3 separate regions of the Homo sapiens genome follow, and all the other regions are linked to region 1. A link is a contact called in ENCODE Hi-C or POLR2A ChIA-PET data. All regions are on one chromosome and are shown on one strand. The core of a region is the stretch at or near the end of the contact, and the rest is flanking DNA. Distances in the headings are between cores, read along the strand shown.

The links. A loop is a pair of places that touch in the nucleus more often than their neighbours do. ChIA-PET counts read pairs that join two places held with the same protein, here RNA polymerase II (POLR2A). Pooled maps may share reads with other maps.
Region 2: a loop to region 1 is called in a pooled map, with 8 times the contacts of the local background. The contact joins two enhancer-like sites. A Hi-C loop is called at or near these places in 8 of 50 pooled maps. POLR2A ChIA-PET finds 5 or more read pairs at or near these places in 6 of 52 experiments (AG04450, BJ, K562 and 3 more).
Region 3: a pooled map shows a loop between it and region 1 (2.2-fold over the local background). The contact joins two enhancer-like sites. A Hi-C loop is called at or near these places in 1 of 168 maps with a recorded cell type or tissue (HCT116) and 3 of 50 pooled maps. POLR2A ChIA-PET finds 5 or more read pairs at or near these places in 6 of 52 experiments (AG04449, BJ, H1 and 2 more).

What each region holds. Positions count from the first base shown.
Region 1 is chr7:131,186,878-131,190,282 of GRCh38, reverse strand. It overlaps a transcript of MKLN1 not described here. Among named protein-coding and RNA genes, the nearest start is that of LINC-PINT, 79 kb to the right of the region's middle. RefSeq lists enhancers at 1,316-1,365, 1,496-1,565, 1,179-1,679, 1,666-1,875, 870-2,069 and 1 more. Within about 2 kb of position 1,487, at least 15 of the 41 ENCODE cell types and tissues checked have a DNase peak (open chromatin) inside an H3K27ac peak, as active enhancers do; they include HCT116, where a contact is called at or near this core.
Region 2 is chr7:131,501,197-131,504,601 of GRCh38, reverse strand. PODXL (podocalyxin like) reads left to right here. Exons shown (of 9, transcript NM_001018111.3): 9 at 94-3,405. The coding sequence ends at 291. Among named protein-coding and RNA genes, the nearest start is that of PODXL, 54 kb to the left of the region's middle. Within about 2 kb of position 1,646, at least 15 of the 41 ENCODE cell types and tissues checked have a DNase peak (open chromatin) inside an H3K27ac peak, as active enhancers do.
Region 3 is chr7:130,895,351-130,898,755 of GRCh38, reverse strand. The region is part of intron 6 of LINC-PINT (long intergenic non-protein coding RNA, p53 induced transcript); the gene reads left to right. Among named protein-coding and RNA genes, the nearest start is that of LINC00513, 16 kb to the left of the region's middle. Within about 2 kb of position 1,620, at least 28 of the 41 ENCODE cell types and tissues checked have a DNase peak (open chromatin) inside an H3K27ac peak, as active enhancers do; they include HCT116, where a contact is called at or near this core.

The DNA of each region.
Region 1 (3,405 bases), core at 238-2,737:
TCCAACTTGTAATTAGGGGAGGGGCAGGAGAGGTGACATCCCCCTGCTCCATCCACCTGGATGTGGATTTTGTTGTTACCACCTATCAGCAGCTTATCCTACTTGACATCTTTCCAGTGGCAGCTGGCTGGCAGGTTTTTCGTTTTTTAAGAAATCCTTAAGGGGGTGGGGGATCCAGAGAGATGGAGGGAACCAACATTTTTGAGGTGTACTCTTCTAAGTAACCCACCAGGTATTTTATATATGTTATGTCATTTAACCTTGTCACACTTAGCCTTCATTACATTTAACCTTGTGACCCACCCAAGGTTAACTTCTGATTTTCTGCACTCAAATTTTGGAAGCATCATTTGTTCTTCCTAAGACAGCCCTATTGCCCCCAGCCCTCCTATAAACCAGTTATCTTCAAGCATCCTGAAGGTTTTGTTTCCACCTCCTCAATAACATCAACAGCTCCGTTCCTTTTTATTATATCTAAGTTGAAAGATATTTCCATTCACAGGTGGTCCTGATGTCTGAGTCAACGGGCGTCTAATAGTTCTCTAAATTCTGTCATGTACCTCCCCACTCACTACTGCTATTACTACAGAAGTATGGTGGCAGCTCCACGAAGTCTGAGTATAAAGGCACTGGCATCTTGCAAACAAAGCTAAGGACCCTGACTGGCTCTAGGCCTGAAAGAACATTCTCATACCTAGGCTGGGTGGGTTTGTCTGGGTGGTTTGGGAGTTTTGTGTTTTTTTTTTTGTTTGTTTTTTAATATAAAAAACTTCTAGGGGGATTCTGAAATACCGTAAGAAGCAAGAGCTATCTATGTTTACTCTCTTCTTACAGACAGCCATATCATACCAGGAAAAGAAATGCTAAGGAGGTCTTCTGACATCGCTGTTGCTATTTATACGTAACATCATTTATTGAGGCAAGTTTGGTAATAGTGAAGATTTTCTAGCAATAAATTTTAAAAAATCATTACATGGCTAGTAAGTTAAAAAAAATTCTCCCCTGTCTGTCATTTCAATCACATCCATATCCATAGGTAGTGATATGATCTTTGAATACAGTGACCAATTTTACCACCACCCAATGATAAAAGTGGAGGCAAATGGGAATCAGCCAGAATATTGTAGGTCTGTTTAGGGTTGAGCCTCAAAAGCTGATGTTTAGTTGAGTTATTGCTTACATCTGTGACAATGATTTTCCGTATCCCTTTAACCCATTAAAACTGAGTCTGATTCCCTGGTGAAATTCATCAAGTGGTATTTGAATATGGGTCTGGGTCTCATGTGATATGTACACATTTCCAACAGACTTCTTTCCACCCCTCCTCTGTATTTGTCATTAGCTAGAAGATAGTGGTCCTCTTAGCTGAAGACACTGATGATTCATATCTGTGGGTGGGGCTGAATAGACTGATGTATGATGACTCGTTCTTTCCGCTTTAGACCACAGAGATGACTTTTAAAATTTTGTGGTTGGAATACACGCTGTTTTAGATGATGATTGATTGTTTGTGATTTCAAACATGGCCTCAATTCTGTCCCTCCTGTTTCCCTGCCCCTTGCAATGTGACTTTGCAGCTCCTCCCATCAAGAGCTGGAGTCTGTTTCTACATTCCTTGAGTCTGGGCCTGCCTTTTGGCTGGCTTTGGCCACTAGAATGTAATTGAAATAATGGTGTTCCAGTTCCAAGCCTAAGCCTCAAGTGTGTGCTTCGGCTCTCCTCTGAAACCTGCCAGGGCTATGCGAACAAGTCCAGGCTAGCCGGCTGGAGGATGAGACATCCTGTGGAGTCAAGATGAGCCACTCCAGCTGAAGCCATTTTAGACCAGCCAGCTCCAAGCGAACATACCAGCTGATCACAAATGTGTGAGCAAGCCCACTGTGGTCAGCTGGGCCCAGCCCAGATCAGCAGAACCTCTCAGCCAATTCACAGACTCGAGAAATAGTAAATGGTAGCTGTTATATGCCATGCAATTTTAAGATGGTTTGTTATGAAGTAACAGGTAACTAATACAGGTGATCAATTATCTTCTTCCCCCCAACGCCCCCCATGGCTAGGAAGCTCAGAGCCAAATTCAAAAGCCAATCGTAGAAACTATGTTTATTTATTTATTCATGTTTATCACACACTTTATGGGTAACGTATGTGCAATCTTCTCTCTCCTTAATGGTGAATTTTTAAAATTCGATAACCTATTGTTTACCACATTGACTCTGAACCAACCCAATACCTTGTTTTAAATATTTAGGTGGTTGTTATTTATCAGATTAGAAGAGAAGAATCTAGAGTGAGGACTGGCAAACACTCACTTTCTTTTTCTTTTTTTTGAGACAGAGTCTCACTCTGTCACCCAGGCTGGGGTACAGTGGCACAATCTCAGCTCACTGCAACCTCCACCTCCTGGGTTCAAGCAATTTTCCTGCCTCAGCCTCCCAAGTAGCTGGGACTACAGGCATGCGCCACCATGCCTGGCTAGTTTTTTTGTGTGTACCTTTAGTAGAGACGGGGTTTCGCCATGTCAGTCAGAGTGGCCTCAAACTCCTGGACTCTGGTCTCGAAATCCTGGACTCAAGTGATCCTTCCATCTCAGCGTCCCAAAGTGCTGAGGTTACAGGCATGAGTCACCGCACCTGGCCTAGGATTGGCAAACACTTTCTGTAAAGGGCCAGCCAGTAAATATTTTAAGCTTTGCAGGCTGTATAGTCTCTGTCATAACTACCTAACTCTGCTGTTATAGCACTAAAGCAGCCATAGACAACCTGTATACAAATGAGCATGGCTGTATTCCAGTAAAACTTAATTACAGAAACAGGCGGTGGATCAGATTTGGCCCTCAGGCCATAGTTTGCTGACCTCTGCTCTAGAGCAATACGTTACTATGCAAAAACATCTTCACCTACACTACAGTCTCCTCAACTTTATTGTAATTTATCTCAGTTGTTTTGGAAAAAAAAAAAAAGACAAATGAAGTGAATTTACTTCCTCTAGCAGAGGACAAGAAGAGGCTGACTGTGCGGTAGGAAAGTATATAGCATTTGTACCAGAGCAAGTATGACACTGAACAAATCCTCTGGCCACTTCGTCCATGACTGCTTATTTAGTTCAATGCTGAAGGCCAGAATAACACAAGCAATGTCTCATTTGTTTTGTTTCATCCCACAGCTTCTAATCTCAAACACTCATTTAACAAATGCATGCTGGATGTCACAATAAGGATGGCGCTCCAGTCCTTCTTGCCTACTCGGAGTTCCCTGAATGTATTGTGCTATTTCACGCCTCTCTAACTCTGCACACAATGTTCCTTCTGCCTGGAACACACTTAGCCCTCTTCTCTTACTGGCTAACGCCTACACGCTGATCAAAACTAAGCTCAATGATACTGCCTCTTGGAAGACTTCCCTGAGT
Region 2 (3,405 bases), core at 397-2,896, 310 kb before region 1:
GGGGCTCCTGAGTGGGAGGGGTACGTACATGCGCTGTATTAAGCTCAGAGCCCTCTGAAACCCCCTTCTCACCGGTCACCTTCCCCACTCTAGCAGCGGCTAACAGAGGAGCTGCAGACAGTGGAGAATGGTTACCATGACAACCCAACACTGGAAGTGATGGAGACCTCTTCTGAGATGCAGGAGAAGAAGGTGGTCAGCCTCAACGGGGAGCTGGGGGACAGCTGGATCGTCCCTCTGGACAACCTGACCAAGGACGACCTGGATGAGGAGGAAGACACACACCTCTAGTCCGGTCTGCCGGTGGCCTCCAGCAGCACCACAGAGCTCCAGACCAACCACCCCAAGTGCCGTTTGGATGGGGAAGGGAAAGACTGGGGAGGGAGAGTGAACTCCGAGGGGTGTCCCCTCCCAATCCCCCCAGGGCCTTAATTTTTCCCTTTTCAACCTGAACAAATCACATTCTGTCCAGATTCCTCTTGTAAAATAACCCACTAGTGCCTGAGCTCAGTGCTGCTGGATGATGAGGGAGATCAAGAAAAAGCCACGTAAGGGACTTTATAGATGAACTAGTGGAATCCCTTCATTCTGCAGTGAGATTGCCGAGACCTGAAGAGGGTAAGTGACTTGCCCAAGGTCAGAGCCACTTGGTGACAGAGCCAGGATGAGAACAAAGATTCCATTTGCACCATGCCACACTGCTGTGTTCACATGTGCCTTCCGTCCAGAGCAGTCCCGGGCAGGGGTGAAACTCCAGCAGGTGGCTGGGCTGGAAAGGAGGGCAGGGCTACATCCTGGCTCGGTGGGATCTGACGACCTGAAAGTCCAGCTCCCAAGTTTTCCTTCTCCTACCCCAGCCTCGTGTACCCATCTTCCCACCCTCTATGTTCTTACCCCTCCCTACACTCAGTGTTTGTTCCCACTTACTCTGTCCTGGGGCCTCTGGGATTAGCACAGGTTATTCATAACCTTGAACCCCTTGTTCTGGATTCGGATTTTCTCACATTTGCTTCGTGAGATGGGGGCTTAACCCACACAGGTCTCCGTGCGTGAACCAGGTCTGCTTAGGGGACCTGCGTGCAGGTGAGGAGAGAAGGGGACACTCGAGTCCAGGCTGGTATCTCAGGGCAGCTGATGAGGGGTCAGCAGGAACACTGGCCCATTGCCCCTGGCACTCCTTGCAGAGGCCACCCACGATCTTCTTTGGGCTTCCATTTCCACCAGGGACTAAAATCTGCTGTAGCTAGTGAGAGCAGCGTGTTCCTTTTGTTGTTCACTGCTCAGCTGATGGGAGTGATTCCCTGAGACCCAGTATGAAAGAGCAGTGGCTGCAGGAGAGGCCTTCCCGGGGCCCCCCATCAGCGATGTGTCTTCAGAGACAATCCATTAAAGCAGCCAGGAAGGACAGGCTTTCCCCTGTATATCATAGGAAACTCAGGGACATTTCAAGTTGCTGAGAGTTTTGTTATAGTTGTTTTCTAACCCAGCCCTCCACTGCCAAAGGCCAAAAGCTCAGACAGTTGGCAGACGTCCAGTTAGCTCATCTCACTCACTCTGATTCTCCTGTGCCACAGGAAAAGAGGGCCTGGAAAGCGCAGTGCATGCTGGGTGCATGAAGGGCAGCCTGGGGGACAGACTGTTGTGGGAACGTCCCACTGTCCTGGCCTGGAGCTAGGCCTTGCTGTTCCTCTTCTCTGTGAGCCTAGTGGGGCTGCTGCGGTTCTCTTGCAGTTTCTGGTGGCATCTCAGGGGAACACAAAGCTATGTCTATTCCCCAATATAGGACTTTTATGGGCTCGGCAGTTAGCTGCCATGTAGAAGGCTCCTAAGCAGTGGGCATGGTGAGGTTTCATCTGATTGAGAAGGGGGAATCCTGTGTGGAATGTTGAACTTTCGCCATGGTCTCCATCGTTCTGGGCGTAAATTCCCTGGGATCAAGTAGGAAAATGGGCAGAACTGCTTAGGGGAATGAAATTGCCATTTTTCGGGTGAAACGCCACACCTCCAGGGTCTTAAGAGTCAGGCTCCGGCTGTAGTAGCTCTGATGAAATAGGCTATCCACTCGGGATGGCTTACTTTTTAAAAGGGTAGGGGGAGGGGCTGGGGAAGATCTGTCCTGCACCATCTGCCTAATTCCTTCCTCACAGTCTGTAGCCATCTGATATCCTAGGGGAAAAGGAAGGCCAGGGGTTCACATAGGGCCCCAGCGAGTTTCCCAGGAGTTAGAGGGATGCGAGGCTAACAAGTTCCAAAAACATCTGCCCCGATGCTCTAGTGTTTGGAGGTGGGCAGGATGGAGAACAGTGCCTGTTTGGGGGAAAACAGGAAATCTTGTTAGGCTTGAGTGAGGTGTTTGCTTCCTTCTTGCCCAGCGCTGGGTTCTCTCCACCCAGTAGGTTTTCTGTTGTGGTCCCGTGGGAGAGGCCAGACTGGATTATTCCTCCTTTGCTGATCCTGGGTCACACTTCACCAGCCAGGGCTTTTGACGGAGACAGCAAATAGGCCTCTGCAAATCAATCAAAGGCTGCAACCCTATGGCCTCTTGGAGACAGATGATGACTGGCAAGGACTAGAGAGCAGGAGTGCCTGGCCAGGTCGGTCCTGACTCTCCTGACTCTCCATCGCTCTGTCCAAGGAGAACCCGGAGAGGCTCTGGGCTGATTCAGAGGTTACTGCTTTATATTCGTCCAAACTGTGTTAGTCTAGGCTTAGGACAGCTTCAGAATCTGACACCTTGCCTTGCTCTTGCCACCAGGACACCTATGTCAACAGGCCAAACAGCCATGCATCTATAAAGGTCATCATCTTCTGCCACCTTTACTGGGTTCTAAATGCTCTCTGATAATTCAGAGAGCATTGGGTCTGGGAAGAGGTAAGAGGAACACTAGAAGCTCAGCATGACTTAAACAGGTTGTAGCAAAGACAGTTTATCATCAGCTCTTTCAGTGGTAAACTGTGGTTTCCCCAAGCTGCACAGGAGGCCAGAAACCACAAGTATGATGACTAGGAAGCCTACTGTCATGAGAGTGGGGAGACAGGCAGCAAAGCTTATGAAGGAGGTACAGAATATTCTTTGCGTTGTAAGACAGAATACGGGTTTAATCTAGTCTAGGCACCAGATTTTTTTCCCGCTTGATAAGGAAAGCTAGCAGAAAGTTTATTTAAACCACTTCTTGAGCTTTATCTTTTTTGACAATATACTGGAGAAACTTTGAAGAACAAGTTCAAACTGATACATATACACATATTTTTTTGATAATGTAAATACAGTGACCATGTTAACCTACCCTGCACTGCTTTAAGTGAACATACTTTGAAAAAGCATTATGTTAGCTGAGTGATGGCCAAGTTTTTTCTCTGGACAGGAATGTAAATGTCTTACTGGAAATGACAAGTTTTTGCTTG
Region 3 (3,405 bases), core at 371-2,870, 290 kb after region 1:
CGGGCAGATCACTTGAGGTCAAGAGTTCGAGACCAGCCTGGCCAACATGGTGAAACTCTGTCTCTACTGAAAATACAAAAAAAGTTAGCCAGGTGTGGTGGCGGGTGCCTGTAATCCCAGCTACTTGGGAGGCTGAGGCTGAGGCAGGAGAATCACTTGAACCCGGGAGGCAGAGGTTGCAGTGAGCTGAGATCGCGCCACTGCAGTCTAGCCTGGGTGACAGAGACAAAACACAAAACAAAACAAAACACCTCAGGAGGCTGTAAATCAAGCACAACTGAAGCAAAGATAAAAACGGGCAGTCTCAGAATCACCTTTGAAGGTGGAAGGAAGGGCGTTTGTGTGTGACAAGAAGAGTGTACGTTCATACAAGGGTTTTTACTCCTCCTCTGAAAAGTCCTGCTTGGTGGCTGGCCAGTTTGTCATGCTTGGCTGCCCAAGCAAGTGGTGGCAGTCGGAGCACAGGAGAAAGCCGCAGGGGGTGAGGAAGAAGTGCTGGAGAGGGCGCTCCACCTTTCGGCTGCCCTGACCTGTCTCCAGCCCCAGGGCATGTGGTTCTGGGCCGGGCACTGGCCCCCTCTCTGTGGACTGTACCAGGCAGCGGGTAGTGCACAAGCTCTGAGGTCAGGCCACCTGGGCCTAAACTCCAGCTCTGCTCCTTGCTAGCAGTGTGACTCTGGGCACGTTCAAGTTACTTCATGCTTTGTGCCTCAGTTTCCTCATCTGTGAAATGGGGATGGTAACAGGACCCTCATCCCAGGACTGCTGTGTGGATTGAAGTGCCTGCAACGGGATTTGTCTTTTCTGGGATCGCGGTGGATGCTCTATTCCAGGTGAGGGAGTCTCTTGCTTTCTCCTACCTCTTGCAGCCGCTTTGCCTCTGAGTGGCAAATAGCAAGTGGCTGAAAATCACAATGAGCCCGTCAGAGAATGGGGATGGGCCACAAGGCCACAGTCGGATGGGTTCTCCATGCCCTCGACTATGCAGCGGGGTCAGGGCATCCCTTCCTCCTGGGGTGCCCACACCATTCCCTTGGAAGTTTAGACAGCAGCCCTTGCCTCGCCAGACGCAGCAACCCCTCCCAGCTACACGTGGAATCTGTGGCCCAGCCTCCCTCAGATGACCCGCATTGCCTGACAGAGACCAGGGGCCCTGAGGGGTGGCTGTCGCTGGCCTGGGACAGGGTCCCTGCAGGTTTTCAGGGTCCTCAGCAGCATTCGCCAGCGTCGGGTCAGACTGAGTCATGGGGCCCGAGCTCTCCACGAGTTGGTTCTCCAGTTGGTTCTCGTTGGGGGTAATGCCCTTCATCGAACCGCTTCATCCCCAGCCTGTATTGTCTCCGTCTCTTCGCAGTTGTCAGAGGGCTCGGCCGCCACCCTGAAACAGCCCAGAGCTCTCTGAAGAGCACGAGCTTTTACGCTTCTCTCCCCAAATCAACTGACTTTTTCATTGCTTCTGTGGAGGCTTTCTGTGGGAGAAAAGCGTGTTTATGGGGCAAGCTCAGAGAGCTCCTGTCCCCGTGGTGGAATTTTTTTAGTGGCTCTGCCCACGTGGTGGTGAGCGCCGGTGAGGATGGGACGCATTTTCTGCTAAAATGGCTGTGCGAGGCTGCCACCTCGTGGCCAGCACAAGGCAGTGAGTGTGTCCCTTGCTGGAGCTTCTGGGTGAAATAAACTCATTTTAAAGGTCTTCAGCAAGGACCTCACTCCCTCACTCTCTCAGTGTGCATATCATTCCAGCTCCAGGGCTTAATGCGTCTGTTGTGGCATCTCTCAAATCTGTACTTTGCTATCTCTTTGACTACAGAGTCACTACCTTCCGATAAGCCCTTCTGCTGTCTCCAGACCGATCCTTCTAAAGCGTAGATGTCATTGTCTTTCTCTCATTAAAGCTCTTTCATGGCTCCTCATTTTCCAGGTTCCAGCTCATGTCTCAGGAGGCCGCTAAGCCCACTCCTCTGCCCCAGCCTGTGTCTGCGCACGTCTCTTCTCCCTTCCTCCTGGTTTCCTCTGGCTGATACCTGCTCACCTGAAAGTCATCTCAGGTGCCACCTCCTCCAGGGATTCCTCGCATTAGATTAGCTTCCTTCTTCCCCATTCCTAGCTGACTTCCTTCATTATGCCTCAGATCCTTTTTTTGGAAGAAAAAGAAAGAAATGGAAGACAGACTGGCCAGCAGGGGGAGAGAGAGGGAGGGAGGGCATATCAGAGAATTCAATATGCTGCGTTTTAACCAGATACTTTTCTTCCTCTCCCACAAGGCATCAGAGTAGAGACTGCCTTTCATCTCTCTCCCCCTTGTGTAATAGCACAGTGTCTGGCAGATAACTGTTGCTTGCTAATTATTAGAAGGAAGAAAGGGAGGGAGAATAAAAGCCAGCATCACCATGTGATCTTCCTAAGTGCGACAGATGTGAGAAAAGAACTACCTTAAGCTCCAGGGGCCCTAGAGGAACGGCGCTGCGTGCTAGTGCAGATGGTAGCAAACGCTCTCACCTGGCTTGGCAACACTTCTTCACCTCTTCTTTCTACCACCACAGCGACTGTCTCCCTCCAGCCCATCCTACTGCCAAATTCATCTTCTATTAAGCATAGCTTCAATCACATCATTTCTTTATCAAAACACTTCTACAGAGGAGTTCCAAATGCTTTAGCCGGGCCGTCCAGGGCCTCCACAGGATGACCCCAGCCCATCTAGTTTTCTACCACTCTTTATGTGTTTCCTAAGTACCATTCATTATTTTAGGACTTGGTATTTGCTGATGAATTTACTTACTTACTTGAGAGTGTGGCAAAAGCACATCCTAAACTTTCAGTTAAAAGGAGTTTGATTGATTGACCTGCTCTGAGTTTAAGGCACGTGCTGGTCACTGTGGGAGCCATTAAAGAAGGTATTGTTCTGTGGCCGCCAGGAACAGATAGCCCAGCTGGGGACAAGACAAAAAAGCAGGGGGCATTAAGGAACAGACAGCAGAAAGGAACATGTCACAAGTGCACAATTAATCGCCAAATATATGGCTCAAGAAGGGGTGGTGATCAAACCAGATAATGTCTGTGAAAGTGCCTCTCTCCTGTCAAACTCCCAATTCCGAGCAGTCCTACAGTCGGCCCCTTCCACAGGGCGTAGCCCTGTCATTCCACCTCAAACGTCGTACACACTCGGCCTGTCCTACAAAGCCCTTCGTGATAAGGCCTGCTTCTCCTTCCCACCTTGTGGGACCCCCGACCCTGGAACCCCGAGCTGCAGAGCTGGAGAGAATGCACTCTGTTGTTTGGTATACGTGTTCCTTGAAACATTCACTCCTCCCCATTTTCCTTCGGTGTTTAACCTGTTCTTCCTTTAAAATTCGGCTTTTCCTTTAAAATCCAGCCTGGAGCTCCCCAATGAAGACTTCTGTGGCGCTG